2 separate regions of the Homo sapiens genome follow, and region 2 is linked to region 1. Evidence: read pairs that join two places in POLR2A ChIA-PET (ENCODE). Cell type or tissue: GM12878. All regions are shown on one strand.

What was found. ChIA-PET counts read pairs that join two places held together with the same protein. Peaks named below come from ENCODE experiments on the same cell type or tissue, not always from the same donor. Only the 100,000 strongest peaks of a DNase experiment are listed, where the experiment ranks them.
Region 2: POLR2A ChIA-PET joins it to region 1 with 6 read pairs; 2 of 35 experiments call an interaction of 5 or more read pairs at or near these places.

Annotation. Positions count from the first base shown.
Region 1 is chr2:202,233,870-202,236,369 of GRCh38, forward strand. All of the region lies in intron 1 of SUMO1 (small ubiquitin like modifier 1), which reads right to left. Among named protein-coding and RNA genes, the nearest start is that of SUMO1, 3.5 kb to the right of the region's middle. In GM12878, no CTCF peak of the experiment used is centred here; no DNase peak of the experiment used is centred here.
Region 2 is chr2:202,668,819-202,671,318 of GRCh38, forward strand. All of the region lies in intron 1 of FAM117B (family with sequence similarity 117 member B), which reads left to right. Among named protein-coding and RNA genes, the nearest start is that of FAM117B, 35 kb to the left of the region's middle. In GM12878, no CTCF peak of the experiment used is centred here; a DNase peak (open chromatin) is centred at 1,253; H3K4me3 peaks cover 329 bases.

The DNA.
Region 1 (2,500 bases):
TTAACAGACTTGAATTGAAGAGCTGACCAAGCTACCTTTAATGATTTTGGTATAAAAAAGAAACACTATAAACTCAAATATCAGAAAGGAGGAAGGGGAAAATATTTGTACAAATTACCCTTATCCTTTTGATATTAAGCTTCGGGTTCTGTACGAGCACTTTGTTTTGCTACAAGGTGAGACTGGGCTAAAGGAAAGCACCCAATCAGATTTCTGTTACTGGTTAAAGGATGGTCCTTAACCATTTTGAGGAATCACGTACCCCTGATGAGACTATGGGTCCTTTCTCCTATTTAAAAAAAATATATATATATGGCTGGGCTCACGTCTGTAAACCCAGCACTTTGGGAGGCCAAGACGGGCAGATCACCTGAGGTCAGGAGTTCGAGACCAGCCTGATGAAACCCCATCTCTACAAAAAATACAAAAATTAGCCAGGTATGGTGTCATGTGTCTATAATCCCAGCTACTAGGGAGGCTGAGGCAGGAGAATCACTTGAACCCAGGAGGCAGAGGTTGCAGTAACCGAGATCACACCACACTGTACTCCAGCCTGGGCAATTGAGCAATGCTCTATCTTAAAAAAAAAAAAATACGTATGCACAAATACTCACAAAACACTCCATACAATGTAAGCGAACTTTCAGTCTTTATGGTCTATGGGCCTTAGGTTTAGAACTTATTTTAAAGGATTATTTAATAATGGTACACAAATCTACTAGATGATGTTGGAATTGTTAAAATTATAAAGAAGTGGGTTTTTTTGTGTTTTTTTTTTTTTTGCCAGGCACGGCACCTCACGCCTGTAATCCCAGCACTTTGGGAGGCCGAGGCGGGCGGATCACAAGGTCAGGAGTTCGAGACAGCCTGGCCAATATGGTGAAACCCTGTCTCTACCAAAAATACAAAAAAATTAGCTGGGCATGGTGGCTAATTTTTTGTGACTCCGTCTCAAAAAAAAAAAAAAAAAAAAGTTTTTTGTTTTTTTTCCTTTTCTTTTTTTTTTTTTTTTTTTTTTGGGACAGAGTCTTGCTCTGTCGCCCAGGCTGGAATGCAGTGGCATGATCTCCGCTCACTGCAACCTCCACCTCCCAAGCTCAAGCGATCCTCTCGCCTCAGACTCCCAAGTAGCTGGGATTACAGGCATGAGCCACCAGGCCCAGCTAATTTTTGTATTTTTAGTAAAGACGTGCTTTCCTCATGTTGGCCAAGCTGGTCTCAAAGTCCTGGCCTCAAGTGATCCCAAAGTGGTGGGATTACAGGCGTAAGCCACCCTACTCAGCCATTAAGAAGTGTTTCACTCAAATTCCAAAAACAATCATTTTTTCATTAATCAATGGAGGACCCAGCAATTGAAGTCTTGTGTGTATTTAATGTCCACCGATTTTAACCTTGTTATTACTCAATTTCACTATTTTAACACCAGACAATAACCTTCTGAGAGCTGCCTCAGAAAACACATCACTCTAAAATAACTTGATTCAAATTAAGGTTGTCTTCTTAGGACAGTGGTTTAGTCTCATGCTGATATTAAACAGTACAGGATTTGGAGATTCTTGTTCTCACTTATAAACCTCTTAAGATTAAGGGTTCAGCTTTATAACTCTTTTAAGTCTTTAGCACTCAACACTGAACTTGTACTGGGTCTTCTTTGTTTTGAGTCAGGGTCTCTATCGCCCAGGCTGAAGTACAGTGGCATGATCTTGGCTTGCTGCAACCTCGACCTCGCAGGCTCAGGTGATCCTCCCATATCAACCTCCTGAGTAGCTGGGACTACAGGTACAGGCCATCATGCCTGGCTAATTTTATTTTTTGTAGAGACGACGTCTCTCTATATTGCCCAGGCTGGTCTCAAACTGGGCTCAAGCAATCCTCCCCCACTTAGGCCTCCCAAAGTGCCAGGATTACAGGTGTGAGGCGCTGCACCCGGCCAATGTACTGAGTCTTTTTTTTTTTTTTAAACGGAGTCTCACTCTGTCGCCCAGGCTGGAGTGCAGTGGAGTGATCTCCAGTTACTGCAACCTCCGCCTCCCGGGTTTAAGCAGTTCTCCTGCCTCAGCCTTCTGAGTAGCTGGGATTACAGGTGCGCACCACCACGCCTGGCTATTTTTTGTATTTTTAGTAGAGACGGGGTTTCACCATGTTAGTCAGGCTGGTCTAGAACTCCTGACCTCGTGATCCACCCAACTTGACCTCCCAAAGTGCTGGGATTACAGGCTTAAGCCACTGCACCCGGCGAGTCCTAATGATGTTGGTCAATCAGCCTACAGCAACAGTTCTCAAACTTTTTGTTCTCAGGAATCTTACACTTAAATTTATTTAGAATCCCATAAAGCTTTTGTTAGGTTGGTTACATCTATTGATGTTTACAGTATTAAACACTGAAAACTGAGAAATGTCTTAAATATTAATTCATTTTAAAATACCAACAAACCTGTTATATGTTAACAAATATATATTTTTATTAAAAATATTTTTCAAAACAAAATTAATGAAAGAG
Region 2 (2,500 bases), 430 kb after region 1:
GAATACTCAGTCCAAGAGAACTAAGTAATTTAATGTTTCAGAGAATTTCTAAATGTGGGATTTCAACTCATGTCTGCTTCGTTTTGGGGACCATGTTTTTAAAGTCTTCTCACAGTGTTATATATAATATAATTTAGTCAACATTAAACCTATTACGAATAGGTATCCTACCAAGTTGGATAATTTGAAAGAACACCAAAATAAGGAATAATATATGCCAAAAGTTCCTCCCTTCTTGCAGAAGGGTTCAGACAGTTTCTGGTTGAAGCAGAGATTAAATACATTGATAAATCAATAGACAGAGTGATCTGGAATAATTGGTAGAAATTGGTTGTAAAATGGTGTTAGGGACAGATTTTTTTTAGTCTTTTAAACCCACATCTTGATTTGATAGACACAAAAATCATGATATGATATTGGAGATTTCAAAATAAGTATTTCAAAATTAAAACAGCAGTGATTCTAGGAAGAAAAAACTTAATCTTTAAAACATAGATATTTTTCTGTACCAGTCATATGGTATCAGTGTGGGTGGGGCTACTTATTTATCACCAGGCTTTTCAGTCCCAAATAGTATGGAAATCTGTGAATTGTTCTGTTTTTATTACCTGAGTGCAATAAAAAAGATTAGCTTTGTAAAATAAGGAGAGGATAAAGTTTGCTTATTTTCGGGAGTGAATCAGAAGATGTTCTTCCTCCTCAAATTTTCTAGATTTTTTTTTTGGAAGTTACTCTGTTAACTGAATCAAATTTGAATGATAAAAACTATCATTTGAGATGTTTTTGCCAACATGGAACATAACTAAGAAAAAATGTTTTTCACATTGTTTCAAGTGGGATTTTCAGGCATGTCATTATGAAAGTATTTCCTTAAATCATCTTTCAGAACAAAAATATGGATGAGTATTGCTTTTTTTCCGCCTTATCCTTGAGTGCTTTATTGGGTCAAAGTTGAAGAAATATTAAAGCACTAATTTGCTTTATCCAGTTTGTTGGATTTTTTTCTTTGTTTGCTTGAAGTATTTTTCTAGACTCTTGATTGCAAATGACAACTCAGCTTAAACTAAGCAGAATGACAGTAGAACTGAAGAAATAACCACAAACATAGATAGATGTGGCCACAAAAATTAAGTACTTTCAGGACATTCTCTTAATTTCTTAATCTTTCATTTGGGTCTGTTTGTTAGCTTCATTCTCACATACTGTCTAAGTACTTTCAGGACATTCTCTTAGTTTCTTAATCTTTCATGTGGGTCTGTTTGTTAGCTTCATTCTCACGTACTGTCTAAATCAACAAATCTTTATTGAGTACCTGCTATGTGCTAGCTACTATTTAGTTGCTGGGGAAACAAGTGATGAAATAAGACATACCAATTTGTTCCAAAGGCTTAAGGGGCAAAAATGAAAAGAGAAATAAGACACATCAAGCTTCTGTCCTCAAGGAGCATACTTTCTTTTTTCTTTTCTTTCTTTTTTTTTTCTTTTTTTTTGAGATGGAGTCTAGCTTGTCACCCAGTCTAGAGTGCAGTGGCACAGTCTCGGCTCACTGAAACCTCTGCCTCCTAAGTTCAGGTGATTTTTAGGCCTCAGCTTCCTGAGTAGGTGGGATTACAGGCGCCTGCCACCATGCCCAGCTAATTTTTGTATTTTTAGAGACGGGGTTTCATGAAACACGTTGGCCATTCTGGTCTTGAACTTCTGACCTCAAGTGATCCTGCCTCAGCCTCCCAAAGTACTGGGATAAGCCACCGCCCCCTGGCCAAGGAGCATACTTTCTAGTGTAGAGACTTTGTCTACATAGCAGGGAACAGGGCCACAGACCATTCAAGACTCATATTTCCGTCTGCAAGACCCACAAGGCAAGAGGGCTTCTTCTCCACCAACTCCAGCTAGAAAAATTACAGGGAAGGATAATGTTTCATTCTGCGCCCATTTCAGAGTCAGTTACTGCATCCAGAAGAATGAATTATTGTTATTAGCTGAGCCTGGTCATGTACTCACCCTGTTAGGGACTAGCATCTGTTACCAAAAGACAGGAAGGTCTGGGGCAAATGAGTATACTGGGCAGGCAAAAATAGTGCTACCATGGTGTTTGCATTTTGAAGTTTAATTCCTTGTATTTAAAGCTGCAAATAAATTTGCCAAATATGCAAAGCTTTACTAATTTTTGAAAGCTTGAAAGTGTTGATCTTTCTCCTTATTTCTAAATCTAAAGTAATTGTGATCTTCAGTTTCATATCCAAAGAGCCAGACAAATAACTTAATGATTTAAACATATTGCTTCCCACATAATTCACTGTATTGACAGGAAGGTTGTAGTTTTGTCGATCATAAACACCGTTTTGAGATTAATGCTACATGGTGTTTTAATTTGGGTTCCACCAAAAGAAGACCCTGAGACAAGGATTTGTTTGGTTCCAAATAGTTCATTTAAGAATGTTGAAGAAGTAGGAAAGAGACAGGGAAGGGACAAAAGTTAATAAGCGTGCTTTAATAAGTA